Regions from separate parts of the Mus musculus genome. Here region 1 is linked to region 2. Evidence: chromatin loops called from intact Hi-C (ENCODE). Cell type or tissue: left cerebral cortex. All regions are shown on one strand. Links, peaks and the distances in the headings refer to the core of each region. The heading gives the core; the rest is flanking DNA. Region 1 has its middle 45 kb from the start of Fam13c. Region 2 overlaps Fam13c (family with sequence similarity 13, member C).

What was found. Peaks named below come from ENCODE experiments on the same cell type or tissue, not always from the same donor. Only the 100,000 strongest peaks of a DNase experiment are listed, where the experiment ranks them.
Region 1: it touches region 2 in a loop (4-fold over the local background); 1 of 42 quality-filtered maps calls a loop at or near these places.

What each region holds. Positions count from the first base shown.
Region 1 is chr10:70,387,628-70,403,480 of GRCm38, reverse strand. No RefSeq gene overlaps it. Among named protein-coding and RNA genes, the nearest start is that of Fam13c, 45 kb to the left of the region's middle. In left cerebral cortex, for the core only: no CTCF peak of the experiment used is centred there; a DNase peak (open chromatin) is centred at 7,385; H3K27ac peaks cover 1,479 bases.
Region 2 is chr10:70,445,704-70,461,556 of GRCm38, reverse strand. Fam13c (family with sequence similarity 13, member C) reads right to left here. Exons shown (of 14, transcript NM_024244.4): 2 at 12,743-12,799; 3 at 10,329-10,530. Among named protein-coding and RNA genes, the nearest start is that of Fam13c, 13 kb to the right of the region's middle. In left cerebral cortex, for the core only: no CTCF peak of the experiment used is centred there; a DNase peak (open chromatin) is centred at 5,462; H3K27ac peaks cover 1,165 bases.

The DNA of each region.
Region 1 (15,853 bases), core at 5,234-9,233, 59 kb after region 2:
ATGCTATGTGCTGATTTTATATTTTTAAGACAAACTTACAAGGCTAAAAGAGAGAAACTATGTAGTTATTCTTAGATACACTTATTGCCTTATCAGGAGATTGCATGTATGACCTCGGACCAGGGTCTAATCTAATCTAACTCAGAGGCTAATAATGGGAACTATGAGAAATTCCATGGGCTAGACATGATGGCACGGGCTGTAATCCCAGCTGCTTAGTAAGCCAAAGCAAAAGGATCAGAAGTTAAAGGCCTACCTGAGCTACAAAGCAAGTTCAAGACCTCCTAGACACCTTAGCAAGACCCTGCCTCAAAGACTGAAATACGCTCAAGAAGGTGGGGCTGGGTGAGGACTTCAGAAGCCGAGTGCTTGCCTGGCTTGTGCTTAGCCCTGGCTTCAATATCCAGTACAGCTTAGGATGGGGAGCAGGAGATACAAGAAACTTGCCTAAGGGTCTACATATATTTCCTGAACAAGGTAATGGGACTTAAAGGATGGTTATGCCTTCTGTGTATTAAATGTGAAGAAATGGTTTGAAGAGAGGCATAAATCAGAAATTACGATATTTTTGGCGTGGCTTGCTTAGTCATGTCAGTGCTGATGGGTGCCAAGAGTTGGGAAAGCGAGTTGGAGGCATCCATGGAGAGACATGTGCCTTGTGTTGGGTATATGACCTCTATGTGCCCTTTAGCCTTTGAGAGCCTCTGAGTTTTCTAACTAGAGGGAAGCAACAAGGTCAGGGCAGAGGAGAGGAGAAGCGTGAAGAGATGAAGTAGGAGAGAGGGGTAAGGCTGCAGAGCAGCCTTCCTTGGCAAAGCAGTTTTGTCACTTCGGTCTAGAAATGATGGAAATGATTTAAACCATGATGCACTGAGGTTGCCGTTCTCCTGTCTGCTAGGGAAGGTGTGGCTCTTCTTATTAGGTGTGTAAGTGCCTCTCCAGCTTCGACCCATCTTCACTTGGAACCGCCACAGTGTCACACAGACAGCCCTGGTCAACTTCCTGGCCTTAGGGCCTTTTCTCCAGAGGAACGTAGGCTCACAGGCAGACCTAACCATCTGAAAACTGCCAGCGCAGCCCGACAAATCAAGTCAGAAGAAAAATGAAACTGCAAGTTCTCCAAGTCAGCAACAAAAGAAAACAGAGGAACTTGTTCTCACTTTATGGGGATTAAACTGGAGAAGCTGACACAATGCCTGCACCTCAGTAAATCTCAAGCATGGCAGGAAGATCAAGGAGATTGACTTTTTTTTTTTTTAATCGAAAAGCTCCTTCTGACTCAGCACTTCTCCTTCTGACTCAGCACTTGAACTTCTTGTGGTCCACGTGAGGGCATTGTAACGACAGATTTCAGCTAAAGTATGCAGCTCCAGGGACAGAAGATATCAGGGTTCAAACTTGAAGGTGACTTGTGTATCATTTCTTGTGAGTGTCTTTCAGTTATGTTCACTTAGACCAATTTGGTGACCTACAAGCAATAATTGTTTGTGAGCAATGCTAAGTATAGGGTTTTTAATCGCTTGGGCTGTGCATACAGATTTGACTTCAGAATAGCACACTGGATTATCTGAACTATTTAGTGTACATTTGTGTCCCTGTACTAATTCATGAAGAGTCTCAATGCTCATAGCTTCCTTTACTATGAATGGATACTCATGCAAAAGTTCACACAGCTTCCCATTCTATGGCTTCCACATCAGTTTCCAAGCAGAGAGAGAATAACTGCTAATGTATAGGATGTCTGTCTATCATTATTTGTGTCTCTGTAGATATTTATGCCTACATCCATTTCTATCCAAAGATATCCATAGGTGAATCAAACAGATAACGATAGATGCACGGACTAGTTGATACACAGACGAGAGTAAACAGCCATTAACAGAAGAGAATGCTCCCAAGGATGACAAGGAAGATTTGACATCAACTTGTCTGGTAAGTGGGATTTTGAGATCCTGCCATATTTTATCTTCCTCTTTAGATGCAGCCTTTGGTACTTAAATCATGGCCATCAATCAGAGCCCACCCCTCCCCCTGGATAAGTTCTATTTGATGTGCTGTCTAACTGTGAGCTTTTACTTCTCATTTGCCATATTAATCAATGCTCTCTCTTGTGGGTCTCATCAATTCACTACAGTTTAAAAAGTCCCTGAGGAGAAACCATGAGGTAGCCACCATATAAAACCTAGTGGGAAGCCATTTAATATGCAAACCAAATTCATTCTGCTGTCAATCCTATCGATTGAACAGACAGTAGCCGTGACGGAGGCTCAAACACCCAACATGGGGAAAACGTAACGGGGGGGGGGGGAGACCAATTTAGAGATTGCTCCTTTGGCTTTCAATGTTTCTTAATGGAATATTTTCTCTCCAGAGGGCAATGGTAGAATGCTTTCCGTCACCTCTTCCTGGGGAACATGAGCATCTCATTCATTTCAAATACGTTACAAAAGAATCTTATAGGGCATGAGAGAACTATATATGGCACTCAAATGTAGGCATCCGTGAATACTATTTTGCTGGAACCTAGCTACATGCGTTGGTCTAAATGTTGCTGAGGGAGCTTTTTCCTGCAGATATCGCTGAGTAATTATAACAGGCACTCTAGTTCATAAGTTCTGAAATATTTACTACATGGCTGTGTGGATTACAGGATTGGTCATTGACTCCAAGTCACCAATAATACATCGGTGACCCTTTAAGGAGAGGAATAAAATCACTTCCCCTTGGACTTGTTTAACCAAGAGCGAGTACCAGTTTGAATTATTGACTTCATGTGCCCAGTGTCTTTGGTCTTCTATCTATCAGTTCTGTGAGTCTGAATCTGTTCCTTCCTGGAAGCTGTCTTGGTGTCTTAGGAATCTGTTTGTCCCTCTGTCTGCCTCTTCTGTCTGTCTGTCTCTGTAATGTGTCTGTTTCTGTGTGATTGTGTGATTCTCTCTCTCTCTCTCTCTCTCTCTCTCTCTCTCTCTCTCTTGCTGTATGTGTGCACACGCAAGTGCACATGTCTTTCTACTTCTGTCTAGGTCTCTCCTTAACTGAACAGGATAGAAAGCATTGCATGGGGAAGGAATGAAATGCTTTTCAGAAATCCTTAACAGTTGTACAAGGATTTAAGTCACCGGCTCCAACTGATCCCAACTGACAAGATCCCTACCATCATTTGCTTTCAACCTTTATGGTTGCTTTTATGAGTGAATCTGGAAGCAACCCTGACAGATTCAAGTTGGGGATCTTGACCTAGGCAGAAATAAACTTGGATCTTTTTTTTTGTGGCTGAGAAGCAATCCTGAGGGAGACAGGCTCCTCATCCTTGCTCTGGTGGTGCTGAACAGTCAGGTTGTAAGCCTACAGATTCATTCACACACACACACACACACACACACACACACACACACACACACACACACACAAAGCCCCCTCATAAAAATCCAGAATTTCCCCACTTCTGTTTCCAGTCATGAGATCTTTCCTCTTTTCCAGCTATAGCAAAGACCCCACAGTTGACTGTGTTAGGGACCAAGTGTGGTCTTGGTTACCATCAAAGTTCATATGAAAGATTAGAACTACTAACAAGTAGAAAACGTAAAAACAAAATTCTAGGCCTTTAGGCCCAGGCTTGGAAATGTGACCTTTGTGACTCAATGACCCAAGGTATGCTAATCATAAAACAGAAAGTGACATCCCTCCACCCACCCGCTTCCTGGGTTCAAAGAGTGTTAATTCAAAGAATGTGCTATTGTTAGGGGCTCTTAGAAACTGTCTTCAGAGATAACCTGAACAATGTGACTTTGCACTTCCTTGTGACTCTTAACTGGTATCTTTGGTATTTTTTTTTTCCAACAACGCTCTCCCTACTTCCTTGAGTTGTGGTTTCTTCCTTTAAATACCCCCTTAACCAGCTACTCGGGGCGCCACGGTCCTCTACCCCTGTGTGGTGTATGACCGTGGGCCTGAGAGCGCTCTTGAATCAAAATCCTCTTGCAGTTTGCAGCAAGACCGTTTCTTGTGGGTGACTTTGGGGTGTCGCCTCTCCTGAGTCAGAACGTGGGGGAGTCCTCACGTTGTGGGTCTTTCACATATACTGAGTGTAGGAAGCGATGTCTGTGTTAAAAACAACTGGGAAAACAGAGAGATGGCTACTCAACATAAAACAGCAACAACAACAACACCCCAAAGAAATAAATAACAAAAACAGGGCTGGAGAGACTTGATAGTTAAGAGCACTGACTGCTCTTCCAGAGGACCTACGTTTGGTTCCCAGCATCCACATGGCAGCTCATAGCCACCCCCAACTCCAGTTGCAGGGGATCTGACACCCTCTTCTAGCCTCTGCAGCACCTGCAAACACATGGCACACATACACAGATGCAGGCAACACATCCATATACATAAAACCAAAATAAGTGAATTTTGGAAAACCTTAACAGATGGTCATGTACAAAGAAGTGCATTAGCTCTTCCTTCTTTGGGGATAATATTTCAAGAAAGATGATAGAAAAACAGAGAACACAATGTAATCCGGAGCTAGAGCACTCTACTCTCTGATGCCTTTTTAAAATAACAGTGCGGAGATCCATCTGGCCTCCATAAATTCATGTATTGATGCTGTGTGTCTCCCAGTTAACTACTATGCCCGTCGTTCAAAGGTATTTTTATTCCATCTTTATACAAATTATATCTGCCATTTTTGAAGACTCAGTGGGGGAAAGATTTAGGAAACTGACTGGCTTCGTACACAGAAGGGAGAAAGGAAGTCAAGAATGTTTTAAGAGCAGATGGTGTCACCCAATGGCAGAACCACTATGTCCTATGAAGATCTTAAACCTTGATTGGGATGGGAGGAGGCCATGAAGGACGAAGGAGCTGGAGAAGCCAGCTGAGAGTCAGTCTCTGCTTGTGTCTTGATTTCAGGAGCCTGGCACACTCCCCAGGTGTAGCAGAGTTGCCATTTAGCATATAAACTAGGTGTAGAGTCAGTCTGCCAGACATTTCCATTTGCATCAAGCAAGAGGATTTTCATACCTTACCATCAGGAAAATGCACAGCTCAGCAGGGTGACTCACACTGGGTGAGTCAGTTGTTAAAGTCGGCCATCATCCAATCACGTCTCAGAGTTATGCCAGTGATTGGGCCTTGATCAGCTCAAAAGGGGTTTTCAGTGCAATCTGCCAGCCCTTGCCAATTTACCCTTCACTCTGTGAAACGGGACTTGACATCTGCGAGCATAGAACGTGACAATCTTGGGGGCTGTGTCGAAAATAAGTTAAGGATTTCAATCTGTGAAGTTTTTCTATTCGGTTTCCAAAGGAGTAAGAAGCCTTACCTCCTTCATTGTGAATTCAGCCCCGTTCCCAGCATTTAAACCAGCAGGGATTCAATAGACACACAACTGAACCTCAGCTCACTTCTGGTTCCTATCAAAAAACGCGGGCTAAGTGCTAAGCAGGTACCAATGGGTTTTCCGTTTCCAGACTCCAGAATGTCAACTCCCTGGAACTTCTTAGTAAGAGTATAGCCAAGTTTTTCTTGATATTATCTCTTCCAATGATCTGATTTGTATTGAGGCTCTGATATTCCTTAAAATAACACAGTTCTTTCAAATCTAAGATGCAATTCCATATGAATTAGGCCACTTCTGGCAGCCCCAGACTGTAAATAAAAGGGAGCACTATTGGGATTCTTATATATATACTCTCTTCCACGTGCTTCAGATGATGGAGTTAGACTTTCTGAGCAAAGGAAATGGGATCTGAAATCCCGTTATATATTAGCAGTAAGGCCCTTTTTTTTTCTTCCTGCTTAACTCGATGCTAAGACTCTTTCCTCTCAAACTGAATGGGACAAACCCCAGGCAGATTAGAAAAAAAAATGAATTCTTTGTAGACTGAATGAGCTGTCATGAAACCAACAGGGGACAAGCAAAGGAGTCCACAGGCTTGATCAAAATGGAAACAGGACAGAGATTGCTACAAGGAGACACAGAGATCCCCACGATCTTTTTTGTCTCCATTAGCATAAGCCTTAAGAAAGAAATGTCTGCTGTGGGCACCAGGGGAATACTTTGCAATTGTTTACATCAATTGCATTTGCCTAGCCCTCTCCTCTTTTCATAATCTCAAAGATGGCTCTCCTCCCCTGCTTTTGGGCCGCGTACATTGCAGAGGGCTGACTTGGCCTGCTCCCATCCACTCTGGTTGACACACCACGCCTCGCTATGAATGGAATCTAGCCCCTTAGCCTCAGTAACACGGTGGGTTTGGGGATGCAACCCAAGCCTTTGCACAGGAGTCACAGTGCTTCTTTGGATATGCTTGGAAAGAGCCCATGAGATCTTCCTCATTTACTCTCAAATACGTACGTACACGCTAGAAACAAAGCGCAGGCGACGTCCTTACTTTCGTAGAAAGCCTACCTCAGAATGAGACCAACATGGAAGAAAGTAAGACCCAAATGACTGCCACCCATACTTACATAACACACTGTGTTCTCTGAATTCCTGAACCAATCTGCAGTGGTTTGAATGAAAAATGGCTCCCAAACGCTCATAGGGTGTGGTTCTACTAGGAGGCTTGGCCTTGCTGGAATAGGTGTGGCCTAGTTGGAGGAAGTGCGTCACTGGGTAGGGTGGGCTTTGAGGTTTCAGATGCTCAAGCCAGGCCTAGTGTATATCTCTTTCTACTGCCTGCTGATCTGGTTGTGGAGCTCTCGGCTCCTTCTCTGGCATTGTGTTCGCCTGTGTGCAGCCTTTTTCCCTCCATTATGATAATGAACTAAACCTCTGAATTGTATGCCAATTAAATGCTTTCTTTTATAAGAGTTGCCATGGTCATGGTGTCTCTTCTCAGCAATAAAACCCTAAGACAAACTGAGTCTGTCTTCCCTTGAAAGTTCCAGTTACATAAATCTTTTTTTTGTTGTTGTTTGGTTGGTTTTGGTTTTGGTTTTTCTAGACAGGGTTTCTCTGTGTAGCCCTGGCTGTCCTGGAACTCACTCTGTAGACCAGGCTGGCCTCGAACTCAGAAGTCTGCCTGCCTCTGTCTCCCAAGTGCTGGGATTAAAGGCGTGTGCCATAATTACTTTAGCATTTGACTGTTTTGTTTTTTTGTTTATTATTATTATTATTATTATTACTTATGACTGTCCTGATTGACAGAGTTACTTTTTTTTTTTTTAAATCCTGGATTGATAAGAAGCTGAGAATGGTGATAAATTAAAAGGACAAGGAGAGATGCTCCAACTATCAGGAGCCCTTCGAGCAATCTCCTACACAGGGAGCCAAGAGCAGATGTCATTTCTCAGCAATCTGTTTTTCCTTCTCTTGGTGCTGTTGGGGAATTAGCATCTGAAGAGAATGTTCTCTGCACATTTCATTACTCAGCCCATCTTCTCGTGAGTCTCAGTTGGAATGGAATTTGATGCTTTAATATGCCCACTCCATTTGTGTTATGACAAGCTAATCTTTAAAATACACTTCTGGTTCTGAACGGTGCGTGGGTTAAGACTGAATCATAGCATGAGCAATGGTAATCTATTACAATAAGCCCTCGGTTCTTCTTTTTAAAGCCTTTTGTCTATAGCTATTCTTTACAGAAATAAATTTTTGTCAAGTTTTGTGTGTGTGTGTGTGTGTGTGTGTTGTGAACACAACAAAGAACCTCTGCTGCTGTGTAATTTAGGGATGAAGATTCTCATGGTGATAATTATTTTTTAATGCAGATGAGTGCTTTGTTCAGATGTGTTTCTAGGTATTGCAAGCATGCCTGGTGCCCACAAGAGCAGAAGCCCTTCAAGTTTGAGTTATAGATAGTTGTGAGCAACATATGTGGGTGCTAGGAATTGATCCTAGGCCCTTTTCTAGAAGAATAGCCAGTGTTCCAAACCACTGGGCCATCTCTCCAGCCCTTTTGTTTGTTTTTTAATTAATTAATTAATTAATTTAATGTATATGAGTACACTGTTGCTTTCTTCAGACACACCAGAAGAGGGCATAGGATCCCATTACAGATGATTGTGAGCCGGCAACCACGTGGTTGCCAGGAATTGAACTCAGAACCTCTGGAAGAGCAGTCAGTGATCTTAACCACTGAGCCATCTCTCCAGCCTTTATGGTCATTTTTAATCACTCTAACTCCCTAAAGCACTGTTATTAGGGTTTGTTTGTTTGTTTGTTTGTTTGTTTGTTGGAGGAGGAAGGGATGAAAATAGCTAAATCAAGTGACTCTTGAATAAAAACCTTCATTTCCTTGGAATCATGTCCTGTTGCAAGTGGTCTGAGTCAGGAAACAAATGAGCTTGTGACTCATCCTTCATCTCAATGTGTTCACACTAAGGGTGCATATATTACTTATATTAATAAGATTTCCCTTGGGTGGGTGAGGTGGCTCAGTGGGTAAATCATTCCTTGCACAAGTGTGTGAAGACCTGAGTTCAAATCCCACAACATATGTACCGCTGGGCATCAGAGTACACACCTGTAACCACAAAGCTCCTATGGTTGAGGCGGGAGTCAGAGACAGCATTCCCATAAATCTGCAGACCAGACATCTCAACGCAGAGTGGAGAACAGGAAAGCCAGTCTCAGATAAGGTGAACAACAAGAACTGTCACTTGAGGTTGTCCAATAACCTCTACAAATGAACCATAGCACAAACATGCCCATACACACACGGGGACACACACACACACACACACACACACAGAATTTTTTTGAAGAATTTCTCATAGCAATCCAAAATGCTAAGCACAATCTCTCTACTCTTCTGAGAATGGTTTATTGTCTTGAATAAGAAAAGACCCCTCAACCGTGAGACTCTGGAAACTGAAGTTAACCTCATTCAACATCCCTAGACCAATCCTTTCTTTGAATGTGGTATGACATTGAATTGTAACTCTCACACTATACATGATTGTGCTGTTCAGACATTACTTCCCAGTGATCTGAGTGGATAAGAAAAGTTAACTGTTGAGCCAGAGTCTTTATACCATCAATCATATAATTTTAAAAAACACATAAACTCGGAGAATACAATCATTTTATTTGAAATCCCTATTCAGTAAAACAACTCATTTCTCTACAAGGCATTGAATGTAATGATGACAGTAACATCATGGAGAGGATCTTTGAGGAGGCTGAGGGGCCTGTGTGGGATGAAGTTTTGCAATCTGAGCCAAGCAGAATGGTTGTTCTTCTTTGTAAGATCCTGACTCTGTTCTGGGTATGGCCGTATCCCATCCCCAGCAATAATGGCAATGGCACAGGGTTTGAGACAAGAATTAAATTCTCACCCTGGCTTGGATTTTGCATACTATTGTTTGGGGGAGACTTAGGTAAGAAATTTTGTCTAACTGAACTTCTTTCCTCGTGTAGAATATAGAAGTGACCATGCCAGGATAGGTAAAAATTCCCTCCCACAACATTTGCAGATAAGACCTGAGGGACTATGTAGAGGAGCTCAGTGACTGAACTGTAACCTGTAAAACTTGGGGACTTTGACAGATAAATGAGAAACATATTCTTATAGAGAAATAACATGGTGGTTAGGCATTAGGAGAGCCAGGGATTAGAGCCACAGAATGTTCTGGAAACATCAGGGTTGAGAATGCCTGTGGTTTGGAACCCAGCTGAATCTGTGCTCTTCTCTGTCCCTTCCTCTTTCACCTCTCTAGATAACACCCATATTTGCTTCAAAAATGGGGCTACCATATTATTAAGCTTTACATTATTACAATGAGAGATGCCCAAAGCAATTAACTGAGAGAGAGAGAGAGAGAGAGAGAGAGAGAGAGAGAGAGAGACTTTGTTTTTTGTTTTTAAGTTTTCAGTTTCAGGGGTCCAAAGTCCAAACAGCATAGCAAGGCATATCAAGAGCTAGCCCCTGACTGTATCACCTTGTGGTGTCCAATGTATGAACGGCATGGCAGCAAATGTCAGGGGCAAGTGACAGACTCTCTGAGACCAGAGGAGAAGATAACAAGGTTGGCCAGGCCTCACTGCCTCTTAAAGGGACACACCATAGTCGTCAAAAGAACCTCCTACAAGGCTGCCTCCACAAGTCTCCATTATCTTCTGTCCTAGGCAGCCTCAGCCATCAGCTTAACAGTCCAGACTTATCTGAGGGCATCTCAGTTTGGGGACCATCTGACTGACCTATAGAGCATCTTCTTAATTAGTGATTGATGGGGAGGGTCCAACCCATTGTGCATGGCACCACCCTGGGCTGGTAGTGTTGGTTGTTATAAGAAAGCAGGCTGAGCAAGCCCGAAGGAGCAAGCTAGTTAGCAGCAGTCCCCTGTGGCCTCTGCTTCGCTTCCTGCCTCTAGCTCCTCCCCTCATCTCATCAGTGATGGACTGTTATCAGGTGAAGTAAACTCGTTCCTCCCTCAGGTTGCTTTTGGCCATGGTTTTTATCCTAGCAACAGAAAAGCAATCAATCTAGAATACATCCCAATAGTGTCACCTGCAAAACACTTAGTCTCTAGTCATGACCTTTGGGAGACACATAAAACACCACCTTAACTAATCCTAGCAGTTACCAACACCCCCCTGCCCCTGAAAAACCATAATTCATTTAAAATACTCCTTATTTCCCAAAACTAGGAAATTAACTCACCTAGGTGATGATTACAGTGTAAAGAGACTGGGCACCTCCCTTGTGCCCTGTGTTGGTATTTCATACATTTGCATTATAGCAGGCATACATATTGTTACATATTGTTGTACATATTGTAACTTCCGGTTTCTAGATGAGGAAATGAAGGACAAAGAATCTCCATGAATATTCATGAGTTATAAGGTAATTATGAGGAACTAGGAAGCCCAGTGGATTCCAAAGGTGAACTGCATCGGGTGTTGGGAGTGAGGGCTGAGTTAAACTCAGTGAGAAGGATGTACGATGAAGCTGGAAATGCTGAGCTATCACAGAAACCAGTGAGTCCACCATGAGAATAGCAGGAACTAAGAAGAAACACGAGGCAACCGCAGCTAACACGATTACTAACCTCCCATCAAACTACAATTATCCATCCATTGCTATTAAATAGCAAAACCAAAGAGTAGAAAATACTTCTAGACCACAGCTAATGCTAGGGTAAAGTGATCCCTCCCGTATGGCTGGTAGCCATAGACACTGCTAAAAGCTTTTTTGGAGAGGGATTAGAAAGACATTCTGATAACCATTGGATGCTAACATCCTTTGATGCCCCGTGATTTTACTCACAGAAAAATAACTTTAGGTTATCAAAAATGAGTCGGCAAGATTTACCAAACTTACCATTATAATAAGATAAAGTGGACACCTCTAAAATGTGCACACATCAGAATCTGGTCCAGCAGGAGTCTGCGGGTTGTTGATTCATTTGATCAAAACCAACATGATTCCTGCCCTGGGCCAGACACTTCAGTAGACATTGCTTCACAAAGGGCAAGAAAATGGGCATCTGCCTGGCTCTGAGCATGCTGAGTTTATGTAAACAGAGAGGAAAAGAGAACATCAGAAAAAAAAAAATGAGCTTCAGGTGTTCACTTAGAGCTGTTTGTCCCCTGACAACACGAGACAGTTTATCACACCATGAAAATAGAACAAACAAATATAGGCACATCATATTAGAAAGCCCAATTCAGGAAAAGCCCAGATAAGCAGTGTGGTGGTTTGAATGAAAAGGGCTCCCATAGGCTCATAGGGAGTGGCACTGTTAGGAGGTGTGGCCTTGCTGCAGTAGATGTGGTCTTTTGGGAGGAAGTGTATCACTAAGGGGTGGGTTTTGAGGTTTCAGGTGCTCAAGCCAGACCCACTGTCTCACTCTCTGTTCCTGCTATCTGTGGATCCTGATGCAGAACTTTCAGCTACCTCTCCAGCATCATGTCTACCTGTGTGCCATAGCGCTTTCTACCATGATGATAACGAACTAATCCTCTGAACTGTAAGCCAGGCCCAGTTAAATGTTTTCCTTTATAAGAGTTGCCTTGGTGATAGTGTCTCTTCCAGCAACCCTAAATCAAGCAGCATCCTGCTTGCATTAGGTAGGGTTCTCTAGAGAAACCCGTGTGTGTGTGTGTGTGTGTGTGTGTGTGTGTGTGTATAAAAGTGAGACAGAGAGAGGCAGACAGACAGAGATAGAGACAGAGACAGACAGAGAATTTACCCAATAAGGACCAGATAGTCCAACAATGGCATCTTACACTGGAGAGGTTGCTCACTCTCTGTGGACCCAATCTGCTCAAGTCCTGGAAGAGTTCCACAGAGATACTGCTCTTGCTCTTCAGAAACACCAGAGAATCTGAAGTGTCACATTAGCAAAGGATTGTTTCAGCTCAACAGGGCATAGGCGTGATCTCCAAGTAGCAGAAGGTATGCAGGTAACATGCCCCACCCCCCAACTTGATTTCTTTTTCTTTTTTTTCCTTTTTCTTTTCTTTTATTTTTTATTGGAGGGGTTGTTTGTTTGTTTTGTTTTGTTTTGTTTCTTAAGACAAGGTTTCTCTGTATAACCCTGGCTGTCCTGGAACTCACTCTGTAGACCAGGCTGGCCTCGAACTCAGAAATCTGCCTGCCTCTGCCTCCCAAGTGCTGGATTAAAGGCGCTCGCCACCACCGCCCGGCTTAACTTGATATCTAAGGCACCAGTTGGAAAACTCTGTCCAACAGGAAAGGATCTCCTCCCCTCAGGTGGTCCTTACTGATCTGCACACAGATGTATCCCTTAGATGATTCCAAATCACCAGCAGGTGCAATAGCAATTAACAACTACACTTCAGATTTGCTTCTGAGCTTCCAGCCACACAGAGGAAAGGGACACATTCTTTTTGTTTTGTTTTGTTTTGTTTCTTCCTCCTTAATGAATAGAGAACACAGGATTTTTTGAGAGAAACGTGTTTTCTTGTTTGTAGTTCTAAAAGGTATCTCTGTTTCGTGAGGCTGGTGTGATGGCTCAGTTGAAAAGGCACTTGCCTGCCGTGCCCCAATGACCTGAGTCTATCCCCAGGATCCATATGATGGAAGGAGAGAGCCACCTCCCTAAAGCTGTCCTCCGAACTCCACGTGCACTGCATGGCCTGTTCCCAGCACAAAATACACTAGTAATTGCTTTTTAAGAGATTTTTAAATCTTCGCTTTTACAAACGGTCCACACGCAATGGCCAACATCTCATGGTTTTAGATTTTTAGGAATATTTCGAGCATATGGAAAAGTAAATAGAATAATTTAACGAATGTGTGCATGCGGAATGATGTTACCTAAAAATGAAACATACCACAATGGAATCTCTTTTGCTTCCCTCCATGTTCTGCTTCTGGTCTCACTGCAAGTGACGAACATTCATTCCTTTGCTGGCGATCTCTGGTGATCTCCTTCAGCCGAGTTCCTTGTGTGTTTGTGGAGATACCACACCACAGTCAGGAAGAACATAGCAGCTCCAGCTGGTGAACCATGACCGGTTATCCTCTAAAACAGCATTTGGATTCTTTGAATTCTTCTGTTATTCCAAAGTGGCAGGAAGAAACTTTACTGAGACCTTTGAAAAAGCTTCTGTTAGCTCTCTAGGATGAGAGAGCTGCTCGGTGGTTCTTGCACATTAATCTATATTCTGTGTTGTCACGTGGCTCTTCAAATGGCTCGTCCGGATTTGCACAACGGAACTAACGTGTCCCAGAAGCGAGCATCCACAGGCAGAAATAGAGGATGCAAGCAATTGAACCAGTTCTAGCCACCAGAGGCTCCGTCTAGAATTCTCTCCTGGAACCTTTTTACCGAATATGTCTGGTGGGGGTGGGGTGGGGAGCAAAATCCTTCAATTCTCACAGGCCACAGCCAGAAGGAGCAGATGAAAGAATGAAAGGTGGCCCGTAAAAAGGTCAATGTGTTACAGCTAGTGTTAGGGATTGGTTCTAATGCTGTCTCAATTCAATTCGGTTCCCAATGGCCTTGTTTCCAGATGCTGAGGGTCTCTGCCCATAGCTGAATTTAATTGGTAAAAAAGAATAGTCATACAACCAGTAGCTGGGCAGTTAGACTGGGGTGGGACCTGGGGATTTGCAAGGATGAGGAAACCGGGGGGTGGGGTGGGGGAGTAGGGAGAGAAAGAGAGACAGAGAGAGACAGAGAGAGATATCCCCACGACGGCGAAGAAGAAAGACCAGACCTAAAGGCATGTGGACATGTAAGAATCAAGGAAAGTGGTCACAGGGGCTACTTCCCCAATTGTGTTTGGGGTAGCAGAGATGAAATATAGATTTTAAATGCAAATCCCCAGGTTCCGCCTCAGATGTTAACTCAGAAATACTGGAGGGGAGTGTTTGCTAGCAGACAGAAGGATTAGAACTGCCCAGCCTTTGAGCTAGTCAAGGCACATTAAAATTAACTGGCATGTGTGTGTATGTGTTTCATTCACAAATCCAGATAGCTTCTGGGTGAGTGTGTGCGTGTTATCTGCTAGGAGCCAAAGCAGCTCCCTTTACACCTATAGCTAGGCCCAACATATGGGAGGCAGAGGCAGGTAGAACTCTCTGAGTTCAAGACCAGTTTGGTCTATATGATGAGTCTCAAGCATCTAGGGTACATGGTAAGATTCTATCTCAAAAAAAATTTTTTTTTAATTATGCAATGTAGCCAGCAACTTTCTATGAAATCAGAAGGCAGCAGCGTGGGCTTGGGAGTGGCTCATTGCTTAAAAGCATATACAGTTCTTGCAGAGGACCCAAGTTCAATTCTGAGCACCTACCTCAAGGACAAAGGACCTGATACCTCTAGATTCCCAGAAGTTGTGTGCATAAACCCATACACAGGCACACAGACAACACATGTTAAAGATAAAATAAGTCTTTGGGGATGGAGAGATAACTCAGTAGTGGTTCATGCAGAGGACCAAAGTTCAATCCCTGGAACCCACATGGTGACTCGCAATCATCTGTAACTCCAATTCCTATGGACTCAATAACTTCTTCTGACCTCCACAGGTACCAGGAAAGCATGTGGCATGCAGTCATACATGCAGGCAAAAATGTCCATGCACATAAAATAATTAGGTTTAGTCTGAAGAAAAGAAAAGAGCAAGCCGGCGTGGTGGCGTACACCTTTAATCCCAGCACTCGGGAGGCAGAGGCAGGCAGATTTCTGAGTTCAAGGCCAGCCTGGTCTACAAAGTGAGTTCCAGGACAGCCAGGGCTATACAGAGAAGCCCTGTCTCAAAAAACCAAAGAGAGAGAGAGAGAGAGAGAGAGAGAGAGAGAGAGAGAGAGAGAGAGAGAGAGGAAACTGCTTCTCCCTGGGAACAAGGCGCATATTGGACCTAGGGAGAATTCTAGAAAGCTAGAGAAGACAGGGCCACACCTCTGATACTCCTGTTTCTTTGGCTACCACTTGATTCTATAGTCGCCATGCTTTTAAAGCTCAGTAGTGGCCCAAATCTTCCTAATATGAAAGCTACAAAAATGGAAGGGACTGACAGGCAGTTAGACAGGGGCAAAGACTGCCCGTAAGGCAACAAGCATGCTGTGGTGGTTTGAATAAGACTGTCCCCCATAGGCGTATGTGTTGGAACAGGTGGTCCCCAGTAGGTGGCGCTGTTTGGTTAAACTGTGGAACCTGATGGAGGTGGAGCCTTGCTGGAAGAAGTGCATCACTGGGGATGGCCTTTGAGGGTTTATAGCCTCCTCCCATGTTCCAGTTTTGTCCTCTCTGCTTCCTATGTGTGGCTGAAATTCAGTCAGCCCGTTCCTGCCACAACTGCCATGTCATTCAGTCCCCACCATGATGGACCCTATCCCTCTGGAACCATAAGCCAAAATGCAATCTTTATTCCTTAAATTGACTAAAGTTAAGTGTCTTGGTATTTTATCATAGTCACCAAAATCTAACC
Region 2 (15,853 bases), core at 3,888-7,887:
AATACCATGTTAAATGAAATAAACCACACAGAGGGATACACGTCACATTTTTTCTCATAAATGTGCAAACTAAACAGAGACCAGGAAGACAGTGAAGGGAACGGGTCAACTATAACGCTTAGGCCATGCTGGTTGACTGACTTAGCTCTAACCCTTAGTTTCCTGCTGGGGTTGAATGTTAGTTGCAGCTAAACATCCCTCAAATCAGATACCTGAGTGAGCTTTGGCTGCAGTAACTTTCCCTGGCCCCTGCCATTACCCAGCCAGCAATTCTAACAGTGCGACTACTCAGCACGGTGAGGAAGGCAAGCCTCCAGCCCCCATGCTCTATTTCTAGTGACTGCAGCTTATCAAGCCATGGAGTTGGGAGGTTCGTGGGGGACAAGAACGTTCTCTGCAGACAAAGTCAAGACCTGTTGGATGAGAAAGCCAAGTCTAACCATGACCACAGAGGATCGATAAGATAGCCATGCCAGAGGCAGCTATGGGACACGGTACTAGAGTTCAGTGGTCCTCATGTGTGAGTATGCATGCAACACAAGCCTCAGTAAAAAGCTGCAAGATTCCAAACCAGCAAGATTGGGCTGGCTGCATATCTTCAATAGGATTAGAGCACAGAACATGGTACTATTTTTCAGTGGCAGAAAGTGTGTCACTTTTTATGATTTTAATACAGAAGTAGCTCGTTGAAGTCAGCCTTCTTAATAAAAAATGGATGGATGGATGGATATGATATGATATGATAAGATAAATAGATGATAGATACAGAGATGATAGATACATAGATAGATATAGATACACAGATAGGTGATACATACATATATACACACAGATGATAGATAGATAGACAGACAGACAGACAGACAGACTTCTTATTGTGTTATCATGGCCACTACCCAGGCAAGGCAGAGCCTGTAATAGTCCAAAAACTCTGGGTAAAGAGTTTCAACCCTTCTAGGTACCTCCTCATCCGGACTGTCAGCAACTTTCCTCTGGGTATTTATATGATTTAAACTCTAGACAGAAAACAAATACTGGAACAAATCTTGATTTCCACAAACTATTGTGTCCCTGTGGTGGCTTAAATATGCTTGGCCCATGGGAGTGGCACTATTAGGAGGTGTGGCATTATTGGAGGAGGTGTGGCCTTGCTGGAGGAAGTGTGGCACTATGAGGGTAGGCTTTGAGGCTCCTATGCTCAGGTTCCATCCAATGTGGAGAGAGCCTCCTCCTGGCTGCCTCCAGAAGCCAGTCTTCTCCTGTTTGCCTTCAGCTCAAGATGTAGAACTCTAAACTTCTCCAACACCATGTCTGCCTGCATGATGCCTTGCTTCCCACCATGATGATAATGGATTGAAGCTCTGAAACTATAATCTATCCCCAACTAAATGTTTGTCTTTTTAAGAGTTGCCTTGGCCATGATGTCTGTTCACAGCAATAAAACCCTAACACAGTCCCCTTATTAAATCACCTTTATCCTCAAAAGGTATACAAAAACTATTTAAAGGTTTAATTTTATGTGCATGTGCATATGAGTGCAGCACCCCCAGAGGCCAGAAGAGGCCGGTAAAATCTACTGAAGCTGGTGTTCCGGGTGATTGTGAGCTGCACCATATAGGTGCTAGGATCTAATGCTGGGTCCTCTGCAAGAGCAGCAAGTGCTCTTAACCACTGAGCTATCTCTCCAATTCCTGCTAAGAAAATTCTAACTTCTGACAGGTCTGGAGTGGCAGAGGTACAATTGTACAAATGTGCCCTAGGAAGAGGTAGCATGGTCACTCCTGATAGGTTCACCAGAGTTAGCCAATAAAATATAGGAATTTACGTTTCAGAAAAACCTTGAGTTTATGCTAAGTAGTTTAATTAAGTAACATATAATATTTAGACCACTTTTATTCTAAAAATATTACTAATCTGAAATTTAAATTTAGTAGGCCAGTCTATATTTAATCTGGCAACTATACCTTGCTGAAAAGCAGAGCTCCAAACTGCAGGCTTGCAATGGACATAATCTCACCGTCCGACCTAACCAGAGTTGACAACATTTAGAGTGGCAATTCTTAGTTACCCAAAATGTCAGCTCATTATTTTTCTGCTGTCCAGACTTTCTAAACATCTTTTCCTCCTAGCTCCAGAACAGTCTGTGTCAGCACTTACTAAACCATCTTCTATCTTGTCAAAAGAATGAAGGTCTGTTCTTGACAATGTCACTAAGCACGGGAGGGTGCGGATTGTTGATAAGTAGGAGCGCAGCTCCCATGTTACACAGATATACAGATGGTCAAATCGTCCTATTAGAAGTCTTTTTATATCACGTTTTAGAATGCTTCCAAGTTGTGACACACCTCACAGCTGTCCCCAATCCAAAGGTTAGTTGCCATGCACCTAGTTAGAAAGACTACTCTTTCTTTGCCCTCTAAATAAAACAGCAAGATTCGTGGGCTCTGACGTTTCACTTGGCCATGGGGAGTATTTAAAACTAGACCTCCTTTTCTTGTTCCTCAGAATAAAGGGAGCGCTTAATTGATGGAATGCTGCAGGAAACCTGAGCTCCCGCTTCAATAATATAACATGACAACCACGCTGATTACTGCTCTTTTCTCTTCTGGTCTTTGCCATTAACATCATTAATACTTCAGTATTTTGAAGGACCAGAAGAAGAGGAAAGGGCCAACTAATATAGTGTTCCTTGGGTTAGACGCTCTTCTGAATAAACAACGTGACAGTCATTTGTGCCATTGGCCATCAGTCATACCCTGTCCCCCACAGCACTGTGTAGAGCATTTCTTCCTGGTCCAGTGCATTGCAGGGTTGTAATTAGCAGGCTAGCACATGACCAGCTCTGGATAATTAATTAGGAGAGAACACAAGCTCAGTGTAGCCCTGTAGCCGTGGGACTTCGAGTGCTTAGCATAATAACCTCCAGATCCTGATTTCTCTGAGACTCAAAACCGGAAGTGCTCAGTTTTTCTAAACAGAGCTTCTTGACTAACTTCAGTGAACAGGGCCCTCCCATCAATCAACCAAGGCTACACGGCATACGGGAGAAGTGCATCTTTGTGGGTTTACATCACTAAAGCTCCAGATTGTTGGTTCGGTTAGCAGTCTACTTTAAGTCAGGGTATTCGTCTACTTAGGTTTAATATATACTCATCCAAATGGTAATAACACATCCTATAAACTACTTGTACCCCACTCCTAAAAGTTGCTGAGCATGTAGGTTTTTATCGTTACCTGTTTTATTTTTAACTTGTAGGGATGGACCCCAAGGCTTTCTGGGTATTAAACAAGTGCTCAAGCACTGAGCTTGGTCTCATACCGTCTAATCCTCAAAAACCTCTTAAGAGAAATTTGATCATCTTCATCTTATGAAAATAGAAAAGGCACATAAGGGAGTGACTTTGATTCCCTAAGTCACACAGAAAGCCAATGACTACGGAGGCGTGGGAGCCCACATCCATCCACTCCTGTATCTGCTCCTTCTTTGACCAGGTGATATTGTTGTTGTGATAAAACACGGGATAGGAGCCACAGAAGGAAGAGCTTATTTTGACCCACAGTTTGAGGGTTCACGCCATCCAGCATAATGCATTTGTCTATTCGGAAAAAGTGATGTAGTTAGAATTTTGGCTTCTCTAAAAACCAAGTTATGTGAATATCTCTATTATAATCCCCGGTGTGGGATAAGAGGCTGCTTCACAGCAGGTGATTATGATTTGCCTCGTGCACGAGCAGGGACGTGATCTTTGCCAGCTGCAGAGAGTTTTATTCTGGGGGCTCTGGAGAGAGCATAAATGGGAGAACCCTGAGAGAGCCTGTGGCGTCTGCTGCTCCTGGTTCCTGTTACTGTAGTTTGTCAAGTGTTCATGAGCAAAGAGACAAGAAGGAGTTTGATATCCTGATGACAAAGTTTGGACTTGTTCCCAAGGAACCCAAAACCCTTACTCAGCAGGGAGTCTGTTTTGTTGGTTCTCCTCTAACCTCCTCTCTCTCCTACCTAGTGCTGGGGGGGGTTGTAAGGGATCAGGGTGGAATAAGGGTTGGAAGGGAGGTAGCAGTGTAAGAACCCAATAGCTAACTAAATAGCTAAAATAACTAAACACAAAGTAAAAAATAAAATAAAATAAATGCCAAAGTGATAAAATTACTTTATAGACATCCCAGATTCCTTTCTAAAAATACATTTCATCCGTTTCATTCATCACTTAGTGGGTTGTTAATCAAAAGATTAACTTCTGAAGCTGAGGGGCCATGGTAGGATACCAGAGAAGTTGAATGCTAACCCTACTGACCTCACTTCCAAAGATGTTCAACTCACCAGGACTCCACTCCATCCGCTGGATCATTACTCTGCTTTCCTCTTGTAAGAAAGAACACTAAGAAATCAATGGTCCACTTTTCTTTCTGACCGGGGAAGATCTTACAGAAACCTATACCATGGCAGGAATTGAAGTAAAATATCTACACGGTGCTGAGAAATCATACGTGAGAGGTCGGCTAACAGAAGCTGTGAGTGAAATCAATGACCCAAACAAGTGCGGGAACCACAGTGTGTCCATGTTCTCAACTGACTCAGGAAGGAAGAAAAAGAACCGCATTCAAGGTAGATCCATAAACCGCAATAGCATCTGTGATGGTTTGGATATGCTTGGCCCAGGGAGTGGCACTATTTGGAGGTGTGGCCCTGTTGGAGTGGGCGTAGCCTCGCTGAAGTGGGTGTGGCCTTGTTGGAGGAAGTGTGTCACTGTGAATGTGGGCTGTAAGCCCCTCATCCTAGCTGCCTAGAAGCCAGCATTCTGCTAGCAGTCTTCAGATGAAGATGTAGAACTCTCAGCTCTGCCAGCCCCATGCCTACCTGGATGCTGCCATGTTCCTGCCTTGATGATAATGAACTGAACCTGTGAACTTGTAAGCTAGCTCCAATGAAATGTCCTTATAAGACTTGCCTTGGTCATGGTGTCTTTTCACAGCAGTAAAACCCTAAGACGACATCTTAGTTGTTTATGGTGGCAGGAGACAGCGGCACAGAATGAAAACTATCTTTCTCTTAATTTAGTGTCAATCCCAGTAAGAACTATGTCTACTAAAAAGAGAAAGACAGTAAATATTTAATAGGTTAGTTTGACTCAAAGTATTTACAGGGTTTTTTTTTTTTCTTTCTTTCTGCAGAAGGATGAAAACGGAAAAAAAAAATCACAAATAGACCTGGATCGTGTGCCAGCCTCTTAACATACCTAACTACAGCCAAATGGAAGAAACCCGGTGCTTATATATGCCAGACCAAACAGCTGGTCTCCCCAAGGAAGTGGGTTAGCGGGAGGCTGGCAGTCCATAGCTCAACTGCGGAAAAGCTCTCCTTCGAGCCTGCTACTTTTTGTCTTCTGTTAAAATAGCCACCAGAGGGGAGGCCATACGGGTGGGGTGCAGCCTAGTGCCAGATGGTGAGACGTGAGGAAGACAAGACTTCATCTTCCAACACTAAGAATGAATGCCCTCTGGACAGCTTGGAGCGCCAACACAGGAAGTTGCTTCTACCATCCAAACCTCATCTTCCCACTTCAGGTTGTGGGGGACAGATGTTCTGACTTCTACAGCACTCAAAACAGAAGCTTGTAATCTTTCACAAAACACGCAGAGAGATGATTCATGCCTTGAGTCAGTTCCCCTCCTTGGGTAGAGTGTTTGCTTATTGGATTTGACACTCTAAACAGGGACAATCTGTCCCTGGGTTCTAGCCGGACCAGGCTTTAGGAAGAGCACACCTTGCTCTGACTTCCACCATATCAAAGAATTTTACTAACAGTTACCCTGGCTTTTCAAGGGACCACTCAATAGGGGTCCCTTGCCATGTTTTCCCACATAGCTTATGGTCTAAGAGATAAAAGGATATGTGTCTTAGTCAGGGTTTCTATTGCTGCACAAAACATCATGCCCAAGAAGCAAGTTGGGGAGGAAAGGGTTTATTCGGCTTACACTTCCATGCTGCTGTTCATCACCAAAGGAAGTCAGGACTGGAACTCACACAGAGTAGGAACCTGGAGGCAGGAGCTGATGCAGAGGCCATGGAGGGTGCTGCTTACTGGATTGCTTCCCCTGACTTGTTCAACTTATTTTCTTATAGAATCCAGGACTACCAGCCCAGGGATGGCACCACCCACAATGAGCTGGGCCCTCCCCGCTTGATCACTAGTTGAGAAAATGCCTTACAGCTGGATCTCATAGAGGCATTTCCTCAAGGGAGGCTCCTTTCTCTGTGACAACTCCAGCTTGTGTCAAGTTGACACACAAAACCAGCCAGTACAATAAGCAAGCATAAAGGAAAACTGTGGCTCAAAGAAACATTCAAATCTCAAACACTTTAGCATCTTAGAATGTAGTCTTGCATTCTCTCCAAGGTTCCTGGTCCTCTATCATTAAGTCTGCCTAAGTTCCTCCCTCTTTAAATTGTTTTAGTGGGATGCAAACCTGGAACCTTCAAACACAAAGACAACCTCCAGATTTTCTTACTGTACTTTCCTTCTCATGGATGAGGCCAAGGTCAAGAGGGAAGAAAGGTTGCTGAACCTGGCCTATCAGATGGGACCTGCTATTTCTGAATATGGAGTTTATTAAGAGAAAGCAAGAAAAGTAGGGGAATGAAGCCACACTGTCTATAACTGCGGGGGGCCTCCTTTCTCTTAAGACTAACACTGGTTAGGATCGAACTGATGGGCAACTTTAAGGCTGTGCATTCTAACTTTATGAACAGAAAACTCCGAACCAGCTGCAACCATAGCCCTACAGGAGCGCTCTACAGCTTCCAAGACAACGCTTTTAAATTTAAGAAGCTGACACTTGTGGGTTTTCGCAGGTGTTTTGGGGGAAAGCCTGTAACAGGCAGAGTTTACTGCTACAAAGGAGGCTCAGGTCCAGCCCCCTTCCAAAGAATCCACTAGTCTTACACCAAGAACTCTCTATAACCCTGTAAGATGAACCGCGTAAATGTCACATTTACCTTGCAACCCAAACCCTTATGGAATGACCCAGTCTATGTTTATCCAAGTCACAGTGGGGCTTTACACGCTACTAGCCAGTGCTAAGTGTCAGGGGTGATCATGGTTCTTGTGTAAGCCTGTCTGTAGCCTTTTTCATTTGAACCTAAGTTACCAAAGCCACTGGTTTTCAGATGGGGAGGTACACTGTTAGCTCACATTTCATTAGAGGCCACATTCCCAGTGGGACTATGTGGCCTGTTCTGATAAAACAAACTTCATATCTCAAATATAACAATGCAGATAAAATGCTGGTTGCATAATAGATTCTTTCCCAATTATATCCTAGCTAAAAGCAAGGCAGATGGCCTACAGAGCTTAATAAAAATACAGACCTTTGCTTTTCTGATATTCTTAGAACTGTTTTCTAGGATCAGGCTATAGATTAAGGTATTGTTTCCCATGTAAGAACTATAACCACCCATTTTTATAAAGCTCAGAACTTAGACTGCCTATCTCCTTTGAACACAGCCTTAATTGCCATCCTACAAAGGTACTCTTTCTAATTTTGGACAAATTTATTTTATTATCTGTTTGCATTGCTGGTATGACGGATGCTCAGACCTTTCAGATTTCAAAATGACTGGGAGTCAGTCTGTCACAGCTCCTTCTTCCGTTTCTGTCACCTGTAGGCAGCTGTTGGTCGCCCAGAGTCGGCTTGGGATCCTACTTAATCTCAAGTGTACTTAATCTCCATCTTAGTGTTAGTGTTAGGGCTGGTTTGGGTCTTTAACCAAGAACAACCTCAAGCGCCTTCATCGTGAAGAACAAGATACGTTAAGCCCTTGACATGACAAAGAAAAGCCAGTACCTAGGGTATACCCTGATGTCATCAGTGGAGTGGAAGCAGGATTTAAAAAAAAAAAAAAAAAAAAAAAACTTTAATGAAAAGGTCACGGCTTCACGACAGCCAACCCAAGAATAGGAGGAACAAGAGTTAAAGACCCAATGGGCCAATCAGGAAGATTTCATCATGGCTTCTCCTTTAACACAGTGGTTCTCAATCTTCCTAATACAGTTCCTCATGTTGTGTGACACCACATACACACAACCATACAATTATTTTTGCTGCTACTTCATAAGTGTAATTTTGCTGCTATGAACAGTAATATAAATATCTGTGTTTTCCAATAGCTGTGAGCCACCCCTGTGAAGGGTTGTTCAACTCTGCAGGGGGTCAAGACCCACAGGTTGAGAACCTCTGGTTTAGCACTTTGCTATTTTTTTTGAAATCATACACATTTCCTCTGTCACTTTCACCTATTGGTAACCCCTCACAATTTAGTGCAAGGTGCTTATGTGAACTAAAAGAAACACTTGAAAGCGATACCTCGTCCCCTCTACCCCATATCCGTGCCTACCCCATCCATATCCCTACATTTGCATGTTTTCACAGCAATGGGGCTATTTGTAGATCTTCAATCATACACGGTATTCCCTTTAAGCAGGACACAGAATTGGGGAAAATCGGTTTTGCCTAAGGCATTGCCTCTGAGAACGAAGCTCACTGAATCAGAATAGGCCACTTAGCTTCTACTGGGAGGTCTACCTTCCAACCAGGACTGCAGTGCAGAATTACAGGGAGCTCTCAGCCAGCTCGCCTCGCTCCTGTAACCTTCAGCAATAGGCTGGGAATTCCGCGCCCCATTGCCACCTTATTACAAGTGATGACAGTGTCATCTCTTTGAGGCCACACTAGAGAACAGCAAGAAGGAAGGCATTCTGAGAGGAGCGGCTGGTCACCCTGAAGTGTCACAGGCAGTCCCCTGGGACATGATCAGATCAGATCCCCACCCCAGAACCAATCCATTTGGAACCTGCATCCCCACCAGAACCCTCCTCTACAGAGAGGGTGCAGTGGATTTAGAGTCTCAGGCTTATTAGAAACCAGGGATGTTTCACATGCCTGACTCTCTCCACAATAACAGTGGAAGCTTAAGATAATTATCTCTCACCTTCACAAAGCAACCAATATTTATGAGTCGCTGAAAAATGAAACACCTAAGAGGTCAAAATGCCAAAATCATAAAAACTAAAAATGCACAAACAATCAGGTCAAATAAGCCACCTAGCCAGGGCTGTTCTGACCGGAAGATCACCTGGTGACAGTCTGCAACCTGGACCAGACTTAACACTAACATGGAATTAACCTACCATGCCTTGGGTCTCCTGCATTATTTTTTAGGTGATGTTATCAGGTCAAACCTAATATTTGCCATGCCCCAAAGGTTATGTTTGGTACATTACAAATGTAATCTCAGGATGGGAAATGTGACTTCCCAGTGAGATTGTGATAGGTCCTGTTTATTAAATATCTTCTAAGAACATAAATTATCAGGGACTGTTTGACTAAAAGATTGTTTTCTTTGCTGCATTTCTAGACAACTAGAAAAATTTTAAACATATAAAATATCAGAGTAGTGTAGTGATGATACACATCTGTCATCCAGCACTGTCATCTGGGGCTGAGGCAGGAGGCTAGCAAGTTTGGGGCCAGCCTGAGTTACATAGGAAACGCCTGTCTAATAAACAAACAAATAAATAAATAAGCATATATATGTGTATATATATATATGTATATATATAAACTTATTAGCAAAGTACTAGGTAAGATGCTTTCTTCATCATCCATTTTAATAATAGTTGACTTCAGAAAACCAAATGCTACATACAAATACAACACAACAAACATACATGCATAGCTGATCACACAAAGAGGCTCCTCTTTAGCTAAGGAGAATGGCTTGAGATCAACGGGGGACTCCTAGTACACTGAGTGGAATCCCCAGTTCTATACAAAGGCTACATCATCCTGCATGAGTGCCAAGCCCTCTCCAAGGAGCATAGTGTAACTTCCGATGGAAATCTCCTATTCAAGGCCGCCAGTTCGGAGCTGAGGGTAGAGCTCAGTTGGTAGGATGCTTGCCTATCATACATGAAGCCCTCGGTTTGATACCCCAGTACCACACAAACTGCGCATCTGTAATCCTTGGTGGGTGGAGGCAAAGGCAGGAGTATTAGCAGGTCAGCTTCAGCTACGTATGGCATTCATACCCGCCTACGTAAGACCCTACCTTAGAAAGAAAGGGGGAGTGGGGGGAGATGAGAGAGAGGAAAGATGCCAGTTTGGAAGGATGCCACAAAATATTAGCTTTCTCGGAGTACCCAGTCCCTAAAGACGGTATTGCTACATCTCAGACCACATATGCGCTAACTTTGCAGCACCCCCACTAGGCAGGCTGTGCCCTTGCACCACGGAGGCCTCCCCATGGCCGAGATCGGATAGTGAAGCTGTACCTGGCTTTCTCCGTGGTTCCGACCACTCTCGGCTCTGAGGATGGATTTGGGCTTTCGGGACTTGAAGTTGCCCATACTGGTTCTCAGCACTCCATCCACAGGCAGGGTCTGTTCTACATGCTGCTGAGCCTCGTGGGAGGGCAGGGCGAGCTCATCTAAGCGAGCTGCCACCTGGGGGTAATTCTCTTTATTGTCTTCATCTCTGCAGGAAAAAGAAAAAAAGAAAAAAAGAAAAAAAAAAAAAAGACCAATTTAGAATACACCTAAACAGAATAAACCTGTTTTCAAATGAGCTGCTGGAATTCACCAGGCTGTTTTTTCAAAGGGAGCTCAGGTACAGGCAATATTATAGACTTAAAAAAAAACAAAAACAAAAACAAAAACAAACAAAACAAAACAAAAAAAACTAGCCGGGCAGTGGTGGCGCGCACGCCTTTAATCCCAGCACTTGAGAAGCAGGTGGATTTGAGTTCTAGGCCAGCCTGGTCTACAGAGTGAATTCCAGGACAGCCAGGGCTACACAGAGAAACGCTGTATCAAAAAAATAAATAAATAAAATAAAAAAAAATTGAATGTCATCCTTGTTTGTTTTGTTTCTTGAGTTTTGTTGTATTTGTTTGTTTGTTTGTTTTGCTTTGCTTTTGGTTTGTGTTACTTCAGTTCCTGTCCTTCCTCCTACACCCATCAAATGCTAGGACTACACACATGTACCATCATGCCTGTTTCATGTAGGGAGAACTGAACCCAGGCGAACTGAGGACAGCCCCCATGAATTTCATTCTTCATATCACTCTTTCTTCCTGGTCTTCTCTTGAAAACAGTTTGCTCCCAAGGGGATCCTATTTCCCTCACAAGGTGAGACCTTCAGGTTACATCCTAAAATCCCAAATTTATAGATTAAGATTCTAAAACGCAGTGGTTAAACAGCAGGCGCGTGTAGCGGACAGACCAACTCAAACACTCCCAGAATGATCGAACAGGTGTCAGTCTCTTAGGCTGTAGCAGATCCATTGGCAAAGATAGTTTGCCACATGGATCTGTTCGGAGAGGAGGCAAGTCACCCAGGCAATTTTTAAGTCAAGTGATAAATTTTCCCTCACCAGGCGTTTGAGCAATGCCTTAGACCCAACATAGAAGATCCCGATGTGTGGGCTCCCGCAAGGCTGAGTTACTGAGAGACACGGGTCTGCCATCCCAGCTATTTTAGAAGATCAAAAGCTCAAGGCCAGCCTGGGGAAACTTAGCCGCAACTCAAAACAAAAAATAAAAGAATGGAAGATGGGAGCTAGAGATATGGCTTAGAGGCAGAGTAAATGTCTTACATAGTCAAGGTCCCAGGTTCAATCCCCAGTCTCACATGCACACATCCTACTAGGTTCTGGTAGGGATAGCTCTTGTAAGTTTTCTGTCAACCGTCAAACTCCATATAGTGCATACCCAAAAGGTAATGGTCTCTGAATTCATTTCCCCCTCTTAAACCTCTACGCCGTTTGTTTTCCATATTGCTAGGCAATACAAGTAACGGCAGCCATAACTAAATGACGGTATAAATAGGGTTTTTCGCCTTAGATGATCAGTATCGGATAACTGTGTGGCGATTCGCTGAGAGCGGCTGCTTCCCAGATGTTTTCATATGTGCACCCAAAACAACGCTCTGGTAAGGTGAAATAGGAAGCAGCAGTTCCCTCCCCTGACACCCCATGCTGCTCACACACATAAAGCCAGAGAGAGAAGCCCCAGCAAGGAAGGGTCCCCAGCCCCACCCCACACACCTTCCTACTGGTGAAGACTAAACTCACGAAGCTGCGGGAGGGGGGAAGGGAGGCAAGGGGGCGGAGCAACGCCAGGATTGGTGGTCCTGAGCGTGGGTTGAGGGCAGAGAGCAAGGGGCGTGAATAAATGTATTCAAAACAGTTAAAGTGGAGTCTCTCCGGTGGGACATCCAACAAGTGGGTTAGTAGCTGGGGGAAATAACAACTGGTGATTCAACTGATAACTTTTTACTATATCACCAAAGGCTTTGGACATTCCCAGCCAGGGCTGAGAACTGAATCCACTCTAGTTAAGTGTACGGCTTGTCCTAGGAACGCTAAGCAGCTACGCGTGTTCTTTCCAAAGAAAGAAATGAACAGCATCTTTTACAGGAACGTTTCTTCCTCATTCTGGTAGGAATCTGAAACCCTCGATAACAAAGTCTGACACGTTCAATGTGGTGAATAACGAAGGGCATGTTATCGAATTTAACGGAGACGTTTCCAATACAAGGCTCTCTTCTGAGGATCTCAAAGCTGACAAGCGGGAAACTTCCCTGAGGAGAAAGAACCTCAGAGAGAGGATGTTTGGATTCAAAAACCGGGATGCCAGATCCAGGTGGTCTCTTTTTCTCACAGATCAGAACCAAGGTTGAGATATACCTGAGCCCAGAGCAGTCGTCTTCGTCTTCATGTACAGAGACTGTATCTTCGTCACACCTGAGGCAAAAGGGAGAATGGCTTGTCAGATACAAACGCCTACTGCCGTACAAGCAACGAAGAAGTCTATAACTGTGTCAAGGCTAGCGTGGAAAAATAATAAAACGCAATGATCCTCACCACTGTCTCTCCAAAGACAAACAGAACAGCATTCAGCTTAGAGTCATCATGTCGACCGGGCAACAATACAATAAAGACGTACACACCAAAGCTCCTGAGCTAAAAACTTTGAACCAGCGGTAACTTTTCACTTTCACCTCCACAGCTCCGTAGTCTAAGCAAACGGTTCTCAACCTTCCCAACGCTGCGACCCTTTAAATACAGTTCTTCATGCTGTTCTGGCCCCCAACCATAAACTTATTTTGTTGCTTCTTCATAACTGTAATGTGGCTACTGTTATGAATCAAATTGCAAATATCTGATATACAGGATATCTGATATGGGACCCCTGGGAAAGAGTCAGTCAGCCCCCCACCCAAGGGGTCCCGACCCACGGGTTAAGAACAGCCTGGACTAAACTAACAGGACCTCACTAATGCCAAGGTGTGCTCCCACCAGGGGAATACCAGGCACTAAGAGGAGGGCTCTCAAAAGAGAGCCCACAACCCTCTGTATCAGGCACTCTGTCCGTTTCCCCAAGCTACAACAGCAACCACTGGCCTTGGACTTTATCTTTTTTTTTTTTTTTTCCACAAGACTTCCTAATTAGCCAGATGAAAAAGGCTTGGCTCTTCCACGTTGAAAAAAAAAAAAATCCCTGGTGTCTCCAACTCCCCAGGGGAATCTAGAGTGAGAGTGTTGTTCTCCCTAAGTAGGAGAAAGCCTTTATTCCTTTTCCCAGCCCCACCCTGCCCCGCCCAGCCCCACCCTGGAACAGTTTCCCATCGCCATTCATGTTCACCTTTCACTGGCCAAAGCCAGGAGGTACCAGGAACAGGTATAAATGATTACTCTTCATCCTTAGGTTCTGATGGCTTTTGTGCCTCTGGGATGCTTTGAGTTGGTTTCTTATTGCATGAAGCATCTGTGGACACAACTATACTTATAAAACAACTACAATTCTTTTTCTAGAGACACCACCATGACTCCCAAGCATAGCATTGCTTCCAGAGGATGCTCGAAGAATCCTTGGTTTTAGAACGACTTTGCTCCCTAGGCAGAATAACTGAGCAGTTTAAACAACTATAAAGATGAGTGTTTATTAAGCCTTTGACTGCTTCCCAGGCGCTCAGTTTGCCTTTTGTGAGAGTTGATAGTGGGGAGTTTCTAGATTATGTTACTTGATGTGGAAAGACCCGGCCTGATTGTGGACAGCGCCATGCCAGGGGCTCATCTCTTGTGGCTTCCTGACTAGATGCAATGTGGGCAACCTCCTCAAGCCCCTGCCTTGTGCCTTGCCCACCATGATGGACTGACCATCCCCTCAGACTGTGAGCTAAAATAAATCCTTCCCTAAGTTGCTTCTGTCAAGTTATCTTGCCACAGCAAGATGAAACGTTGAACCAATGTGTCTTACATTTTCTAGGGTTAAGGAACAACCTATTCATTTTGCTTGAATGTCCAATCCACCAAGGTAAATGTGTGACAGCAATATCAAATTCCTATTAAAGATATTACGTGTGAATGCCCTCTTCCCTTCTTTCTATTCTTGATTCAGACAAGTTAGACATACCTATACTCAAGTTAGACGTATCTACACTCAAAGAAACATTATTTCTAAAGTATACAAGATTTTAGAGAGAACTGGATCCTGTTCTGAGAAATTCTGTGGAGTGAGTAGGCAAATGTAAAACAAACACATATGTGCAAATACAATACAGTGCTTATGCTACATTCAATGGCATATTTATATATTCATCACTGGAAATGCTGTATAATTAGCCCACAAAATTAACTGGAGAAATCGCCCGTTCCCTTCCCTTACAGCCTCTTTTTAAATTACGGCTTTTGTAGTGAATTATACAAAGGCCACCTACAGACTTGAACCCTCTTTATCTAACAGAATATTCTGTTCCTCTGGCAATAAAATAAAGTTGGCCAAGTTAACAAAATGCTCATTTTTTTGACTGAATAATCTAAACTTCTTTGCTCTCTCAAGTGTTTGGTTACCAACCAACCACCCCATTTTATTTATCTCACGAAAAAGAGCAATTAAGTTCCTAAGTTTTTGTGTTCTCACTCGTCATTGGTGTTCAGACACAGCTCAGTGGTGTAGGCTCTGGAAAGTGAAGGACAGTGTTTTCCAAGAATAAAGTAGAAGTCACAGAATATAGAAACCTAGAGACCTCAGTTCTAAGAACTAGGGTTTAACCCACAGTCCCAGCCCTGAGTTCAGCAATGCTACCTGGGTGGTAATGTGTCTCTACCTTCTGTGAGTTGCTGTTTTCTCCTCCAACCATGACGGCCTGAAGATGGAAATTCAGCACCAGAACCTACAGAGAGGGGTAGGTGCTTGGTGTGCCATGAAGGCTGGACCAAATTAGTAGAGGAGAAATATCTCCTAACCAATGGCCAATTGGCACTCAGGACACACAAGCTCAAGATCCTTGGCCCAGCAGTGAAAATCACAGACCTCAGAGCCCATCTCTGCTCTTTTCATGGGGTAGAAAATTCTCAGTTGCTCTCCTAGGGGACCATGGACCCTCACTCAATCAGCACCTCATTTCTGTCCTCGCCCAGGAGGGCCTTACAAAAGGACAATACCAGCCCACTTATGAAACTGGATTCTGCCATGCAGAGCTATGAGCTTGGCTCTCCATGTCTGGAAGGCCATCAAGTCAGACCAAGAGGCTTCCTGACGGAGCACAGGGTTCTCTTACAACCCTGGAGTGCTGAACGGAAGCTTAAGAGCCCATCCGTTTTCTGATTTCCCTTGTAGGTTCTCAAAACTGAAAAGTATTATATAGGCTCACAAAAGCAGACACTGCAGATGAGGATCCTGGCTTTTGTCTGAGTGTATTTGTGTAGGAGTGGGTAGGGTGGAGGTTGGGAAACTAGAGAAGATCCACAAGAGGGAAAAGACTAGAAGATACGGACGAGGAAAGGCAGGCGTAG